Linked DNA regions of Homo sapiens: region 2 is linked to region 1. The links are chromatin contacts, found by Hi-C or POLR2A ChIA-PET in ENCODE. All regions are on one chromosome and are shown on one strand. Each heading gives the region's core, a stretch centred on a gene start or an enhancer-like site at or near the end of the contact. The rest is flanking DNA. Distances are from core to core; before and after follow the strand shown. Region 1 overlaps FSTL3 (follistatin like 3). Region 2 holds the start of SNAPC2 (small nuclear RNA activating complex polypeptide 2).

Evidence for each region. A loop is a pair of places that touch in the nucleus more often than their neighbours do. ChIA-PET counts read pairs that join two places held with the same protein, here RNA polymerase II (POLR2A). Pooled maps may share reads with other maps.
Region 2: a loop to region 1 is called in a pooled map, with 19 times the contacts of the local background. The contact joins the promoter of SNAPC2 here to the enhancer-like site in region 1. A Hi-C loop is called at or near these places in 2 of 50 pooled maps. POLR2A ChIA-PET finds 5 or more read pairs at or near these places in 2 of 52 experiments (SK-N-SH and WTC11).

The regions. Positions count from the first base shown.
Region 1 is chr19:678,919-682,354 of GRCh38, forward strand. FSTL3 (follistatin like 3) reads left to right here. Exons shown (of 5, transcript NM_005860.3): 3 at 1,356-1,571; 4 at 2,415-2,642; 5 at 2,732-3,436. The coding sequence ends at 2,790. Among named protein-coding and RNA genes, the nearest start is that of FSTL3, 4.2 kb to the left of the region's middle. RefSeq lists enhancers at 1-330, 2,015-2,564, 2,565-3,113 and silencers at 785-1,094, 1,125-1,904, 2,095-2,194. Within about 2 kb of position 2,058, at least 41 of the 41 ENCODE cell types and tissues checked have a DNase peak (open chromatin) inside an H3K27ac peak, as active enhancers do.
Region 2 is chr19:7,917,959-7,921,601 of GRCh38, forward strand. It overlaps SNAPC2 (small nuclear RNA activating complex polypeptide 2), which reads left to right and starts at 2,380. Exons shown (of 5, transcript NM_003083.4): 1 at 2,380-2,591; 2 at 3,465-3,584. The coding sequence starts at 2,409. TGFBR3L (transforming growth factor beta receptor 3 like) reads left to right here. Exons shown (of 7, transcript NM_001419781.1): 6 at 99-171; 7 at 959-1,139. The coding sequence ends at 166. RefSeq lists enhancers at 1-732, 1,408-1,907, 3,608-3,643 and silencers at 98-167, 2,430-2,659, 2,740-2,939.

The DNA of each region.
Region 1 (3,436 bases), core at 808-3,307:
GGCTTGAGGTTAGGTCCTGGTGGGTGGGGTCAGGCAGAGGAGCCAAGGGGAGGCTGAAGCTGAGGGCTGCAGACCCGAAGGCCAGGCTGAGGAACTCTGCTGGCCTCTGAGATGTGATTAATCCCAGATCAGCCTGGCTGGGTGGTCCTGAACTCACTGCCACATACCCCTGCTCCCTCCAGACCCCCCTCTGGCTTCTGGGAGAAGGACAGTCTTCAAAAAGTGCCTGGCCTGGGCATGAGACGGCCCAGGACCCCCCACCCCCAACCTCATCTGGCCCTGGGGACGGAACTCAGGCCCCCTTCCGTTCTCGCTCGCATAAAAGCCACCCTGGCCGAGCATTTCCAGATGTGCCTGTGAGCCGCTGTGCCGGGGCCGCCCAGGTGCGGCCCACATGCCCTGCAAGGGCTGCGTGGCGGGCGCTGGCCATCCCCTAAGGAGTGCCGCACTGCCTTGGAAGTGGGGCTCCCTCGTCAGCCCCACTTTACACACAGAGAAACTGAGGCTGGCACATAAACTCAACAGCTGTGTTCAGAGGCCCTACCAGACCCCCAGATAACAGAAAGGGGGTTGGTCATCTGGGTCCTGGCTGCAGCTTTCAAACTGAGGTGCTTGGGCCCCTGCACTCATAGCTGCGACCCGGCCTCAGTTTCCCCATCTGTAAAATGATGACTTGGGAAGATGCGATAAGCCTAGGAGGCGATGAGCATTCACATTGAAAGCGGGGGCGGGGACCCCAGAGAGAGCTTCCCTAGCAGGACCTCAATATCCCTGTCTGAGCAGCGGGGCTGCGGGGCAGCTCCTGGTTCAGAGGCCTAGGGCTGTGGGGGGCCCCCTCCCCTGGAATCGCTCCCCAGGCCAGGAGGGCCGTCCAGCGCCCCGCCCTCCCCGACGCCTCCTGGGGGAAGGTCCTGGCAGCCCCAGACTCGCGCCTGGCAAGGGCGGAACACCCCAGGCTGACGCAGCTGGGGCCCCTCCGGCCTTCCCAGAAGAGCGCGTGCATCGGGAGCAGACGTCAGCCAGCTGCAAGGAGGAGCGGCCCGGGGCTGCGTAGCTCCGCTGGACCCCGATTCCGGGCAGAGACCCCCCCCCGCCCCGGCCCGCGCGCACCGAGCCCAGCCCCCGCCCCCCAGCGCAGGCGCAGCGCGGACCTCGGCCCCACCGGTCCCGCGCCCGGACCCTGAGCCCTGCCCCTGGGAACCCGAGGGCCCCGACTCCGACTGACCCTGACCTGGGACGGCGCCCCCGCCTCCGCCCTGCAGAAGGGGCGCAGGGAGGGGCCCCGAGGCCTTCGCGCGGCCCCACGCCCGGGACCCTCCCGCGCCCGGCCCCACGCGCGTGTCCTCTGTCCGCAGATTCGTGCGACGGCGTGGAGTGCGGCCCGGGCAAGGCGTGCCGCATGCTGGGGGGCCGCCCGCGCTGCGAGTGCGCGCCCGACTGCTCGGGGCTCCCGGCGCGGCTGCAGGTCTGCGGCTCAGACGGCGCCACCTACCGCGACGAGTGCGAGCTGCGCGCCGCGCGCTGCCGCGGCCACCCGGACCTGAGCGTCATGTACCGGGGCCGCTGCCGCAGTACGTGGGGGCGTGGTCTGTGGAGGGGCGGGGCGGGACCTACCGGACCTGCGCGTCATGTATCGAGGCTGCTGCCGCAGTAGGCGGGGGCGGGGCCTGGGGCGGGACCACCCGGACCTGAGCGTGACGTATCGGGGCTGCTACCGCAATGCGTGAGGGCCAGGCCTGCGGGGGCGGGGCCTGCTGGAGGGGCGGGGCCTGCTGGAGGGGCGGGGCCGCTGCCGCAGTGCGTAGGGGCGGGGCCTCCAGCCCAGGACAGGTCACATGGGTGGCGGTGGGGCCTGAGTAAGGGCGTCTTTATACTTCCGAGGGAGTATCACGGGGTAGGGTCTTTTGTAGGGTTGGGATTTGGAAAATAGTGGGCCTCTGGGGGCTCACACTGGGCAAGAGGTATGTGGCATGGTCAGAGCGGGAGCGTGACTCAGAGAGGGGCTTGTGGGTGTAACCAGAGGGGCATGATGGAACCAGGGGGGTGAGACTGGGTCATGTAAGGGGCGGGGCTCTTGGCTGGGGCGTGGTTCCTGGGTGGAGATGGGCGGGGATTTGTGGGTGGAGTTTGGGTGGGCGGCCCCGCAGTCGCGGAGGGGCGGGGCTTTGGGTAGCATAAGGGGCAGGAGCTCACGAAAGAGGTGTGGCTCCTGGGTACAATGGGAAGGGCAGGGCTTGTGGGTGGAGCCTGAGGGGTGGAATGGAGAGGGGGGCTCACGGGGGGCGGGGGGGTGCTTGTGTCTCCTACCAGAGGGTTTTCGCATCTTGGGGGTTAAGGGTGGGTCTTGGGGCCAAGAGCCCTGCGGGGTTCTCAGCGAGATGTCCCCTGAACTTCCCCTGGCACCCGGCCTGCAGAGTCCTGTGAGCACGTGGTGTGCCCGCGGCCACAGTCGTGCGTCGTGGACCAGACGGGCAGCGCCCACTGCGTGGTGTGTCGAGCGGCGCCCTGCCCTGTGCCCTCCAGCCCCGGCCAGGAGCTTTGCGGCAACAACAACGTCACCTACATCTCCTCGTGCCACATGCGCCAGGCCACCTGCTTCCTGGGCCGCTCCATCGGCGTGCGCCACGCGGGCAGCTGCGCAGGTGCAGACGCAGGGCGGGGGCACAGGCCTGTCCTGGGGGCCGGAGAACCCCCTGCCCTGCGCCCTCAATGCTCTTATCGACCCTTGCAGGCACCCCTGAGGAGCCGCCAGGTGGTGAGTCTGCAGAAGAGGAAGAGAACTTCGTGTGAGCCTGCAGGACAGGCCTGGGCCTGGTGCCCGAGGCCCCCCATCATCCCCTGTTATTTATTGCCACAGCAGAGTCTAATTTATATGCCACGGACACTCCTTAGAGCCCGGATTCGGACCACTTGGGGATCCCAGAACCTCCCTGACGATATCCTGGAAGGACTGAGGAAGGGAGGCCTGGGGGCCGGCTGGTGGGTGGGATAGACCTGCGTTCCGGACACTGAGCGCCTGATTTAGGGCCCTTCTCTAGGATGCCCCAGCCCCTACCCTAAGACCTATTGCCGGGGAGGATTCCACACTTCCGCTCCTTTGGGGATAAACCTATTAATTATTGCTACTATCAAGAGGGCTGGGCATTCTCTGCTGGTAATTCCTGAAGAGGCATGACTGCTTTTCTCAGCCCCAAGCCTCTAGTCTGGGTGTGTACGGAGGGTCTAGCCTGGGTGTGTACGGAGGGTCTAGCCTGGGTGAGTACGGAGGGTCTAGCCTGGGTGAGTACGGAGGGTCTAGCCTGGGTGAGTACGGAGGGTCTAGCCTGGGTGTGTATGGAGGATCTAGCCTGGGTGAGTATGGAGGGTCTAGCCTGGGTGAGTATGGAGGGTCTAGCCTGGGTGTGTATGGAGGGTCTAGCCTGGGTGAGTATGGAGG
Region 2 (3,643 bases), core at 1,130-3,629, 7.2 Mb after region 1:
TAGGCCTGCCTCCGCGATGCCCGCAGCAGCCCCCAGGGGCCGCCCTTAGCCTGGCGTGGCGCGCAGCAGCCCTTCTGCAGCTCGCCTCTCCCTTCCAGCGCCCCACGCCCCTGGCCCGCCCGCGAGAGCCTCGCCCAGCGGTCCCCAGCCCAGGAGGTCCCAGTGAGGAAGGTAGGTATGGAGGTGGAGGGAGCTGGGTGAGGTAGGAGATCTGACAGTGACGCTTCCTAGCGCTTAGTTCGTGCCAGGCACTGTGGTTTTTTTGTTTGTTTGTTTGTTTGTTTGTTTGTTTTTTGAGACGGAGTTTCGCTCTTGTTGCCCAGGCGGGAGTGCAATGGCGCGATCTCGGCTCACCGCAACCTCTGCCTCCCGGGTTCAAGCGATTCTCCTACCTCAGCCTCCTGAGTAGCTGGGATTACAGGCATGCGCCACCACACCCGGCTAATTTTGTATTTTTAGTAGAGACGGGGTTTCTCCATGTTGGTCAGGCTGGTCTCGCACACCCGACCTCAGGTGATCCTACCGCTTCGGTCTCCCAAAGTGCTGAGATTACAGGCGTGAGCCACTGCGCCCAGCCTCCAGGCACTGTTGTAAATGTTTTACGCCTATGAACTAACTTAATCCCCTTAACCTCTAGGCGGACACTATTATAATCCCCATTTTAGAGACGAGAATGATGAGGCATTCTCTGAATTAAGTAACTTGTCAAAAGTCACAATACTGGGTGGAGCTTGGATTCGAACTCAGGCAGTGGGTCACCCGCGGCAGGCGCGGGCTTTGGGTCGAGCCAGGGGCATTAGGTGAGGAGAGGCACTAGGCGAGGAGAACTCAGCATTCGGACCCGGCTCCCACTCTCACCCCGGCATGCAGACCGATGGAAGAGGCTAGTGGTCTGCTGGGAAGGGAGGTGGCCCGCGTAGCGTCCCCTCCCTCGCTGAGCCTCAGCCACCCCTCCCAGGGATGGTGCGCCCCCAACATGGTCCGGAGATACACCCAGCTACCAATTCGGGACCAGGACCAACAGGACCGGACCCGCCTCCCTGGACCTCGGACCTGATGAGGCCACGACCCCTGCGCTTCTCTCCTCCCCCTGTCCCTCCCACCTGTGCTCAAAATAAACCTCTGGACTGACCGGCTAAGTTCTGGTGCAGTCAGTGAGCGCGCAACGTGCGGGGTGGGGGATAGGTGGGGAGGCTTGGGGAGAAAGCTGGGAGCAGGACTTGGGGGGTATTCCTGAGAAATCGTGACTTACAGGGGTGGAGCCTGGGGACGGGGCCCATATGCCCATATACCCGTGTGCACTCCCAGGCCATGGGAGACTGTAGGGCGTTTTGTCTCAAACAGAAAGCGACACCCGGCCGGGCGCGGTGGCTCCCGCCTGTAATCCCAGCACATTGGGAGGCCGAGGTGGGTGGATCACTTGAGGTCAGGAGTTCCAGACCAGCGTGGCCGACATGGTGAAACCCCGTCCCTACTAAAAAAAGTAACAAAAAAAGAATTAGCAGGGCGTAGTGGCGCGTGCTTATAATCCCAGCTGCTGGGGAGGCTGAGGCAGGAGAATCGCTTGAACCCAGGAGGCAGAGGTTGCAGTGAGCCGAGATCGCGCCATTGCACTGCAGCCTGGGCAACAAGAGCAAAAATCTGTCTAAAAAAAAAAAAAAAGCGGCACCCAACCCCACAAGCGTAAGTTTAAAATAAACCTTCCCCCTCCCTCCTCTCCTTACCCGGACACCTGCCCATCTGCCTCCTGCGATCTTTCTCAAGCCAGGCCTTCTCCGCTCTCCATTACCCCCGCCCGGACCCTGCCCTAGCTCCGCTTCGACCTTCTGCCTCTGCTCCAGTTCCCTCCTGGTCTGGACTTCGCCCTCCTCTTAGATTGTCAGTCTAGTCTAGAGCTCCTTAAATCCCTCCTGCCCGAGCTCCACTCTACCTTACACAGACAAGAGTGGGACTATCAGCCCCAGTCTACAGAGGAGGAAACTGAGGCTCGGCAAGGCTAAATCACTTGCCCAAAGTCCCCAGGCCTGTCTGACCCCAGAGCCCAGGCTCTTGACCGACTGGATCTTCGGACTTGACCTTTCGGCCAGAACCCACCCCTCTGCGAGAAGCAAAGCACACAGTAGTAGCTTCATGAGTTAGTCCAGCAACAGAGGGAGGGCATGGGATCCAAGGTGTCGTCTCCACTTCATGAATGAGATAAAGTGCAGGCTGAGGGTCTCCTTCGCCCCGCCCCAGTTCCGGTGCCGATCTCCCCTTCACTTCCATTGGGGCGGTTCCCCGGGCCTCCAAACGCGAAGCCACGCCCCCACGCGCGTCCGCCTCCGCGCGGTTCTTTCTGACCTCGGCGGCCCCCGTAGCTCCGCCCATCGGAGAAGCGACCTTACAGCGCCTGCCTCTTTCTGAGCGGCATGAAGCCACCTCCCAGGCGGCGAGCGGCCCCGGCGCGCTATCTGGGCGAGGTGACCGGTCCCGCGACCTGGAGCGCTCGCGAGAAGCGGCAGCTAGTGCGACTCCTGCAGGCGCGGCAGGGCCAGCCGGAGCCGGACGCCACCGAGCTGGCCCGGGAGCTGCGGGGCCGGAGCGAGGCTGAGGTGAGATGCGGTTCTCGGGACCGGAGCCAGGCTGGAGGCGGGGCTGGGGTGGGGCGGAGAGTGGGCGGGGCTGCGGCAGGAGCCAGCGGGGCGGGGCCAGGAATGTAAGCGAGCGGGGGCGTGGCGTGGGGCTGAGTGGCGGGGCGTTAGTGGGTGAGCCTGGGCGGGGTGAGGGGCGGGGCGTGGACGGGAAGAGAAGACCTAGGGGCGGGGCGAGCTTGGGAGCTAGACGTGGGCGGGGCATAAGTGAAGCGGAGGGGCGGGGCGATGCCGGGGGCGGGGCGTGCGTGCCGCTGAGGTTTGGAGAGTGGGTGGGTGAGTTTGAGGGGCAGGACGAGCCTGGGGGCGGGGCGTGGGCGGGTTAATAGCAAGACTTAAGGGCGGGGCCGTTTTGGGAGTAAGGCGTGGGAGGGGCGTGGGCGGGATGAGGGCAAGCTTTAAAGGCGGGGCGAGCCTCGGGGTAATGCGTGGGTGAGGCGAGGGCTAAACGGGCGGAATGAACTGGGAGTAAGATGCTGCCGAGTCCGGGCGAAAAGCAACGCATGCTGTTGGACAGGATACGAGCTTGAAGTGAGAGGGAATAGAGAAGAGGGGACGAAGAAGGGAGTTGAACGGGGTAGTAGTCAGCATAGGGTTGGGCCCTGGCTGCGTGAAGGAGCCGGAACTGGCCTGGGCCTTACAACTTCCTTAGGTAGCTGGTCACGCTCTGGGTGGGGTAGGGGCCTTGGCAGTCACTGGGACTCCTAACACCGGGCCAGCAGGAGACTAAGGCGCAGTAGCGGGGCCCAGAGCATACAAGGGATTGGGCTTTGGCTTCTCTGCTGCAGCCCTGAGCTCATAGAAGCCTCATTCCGCCGCCTCTTTCCTTTCTAGATCCGGGTCTTCCTCCAGCAGCTCAAGGGCCGCGTAGCCCGGGAGGCCATTCAGAAAGTGCATCCGGGTGGCCTTCAGGGACCAAGGCGCCGGGAGGCACAGCCCCCAGCCCCCATAGAGGTGAGGCAGATGAACAGGGTGAGGCTGTCCAGGGCAGGTCCCTGGTGGGTAGGTGGGAG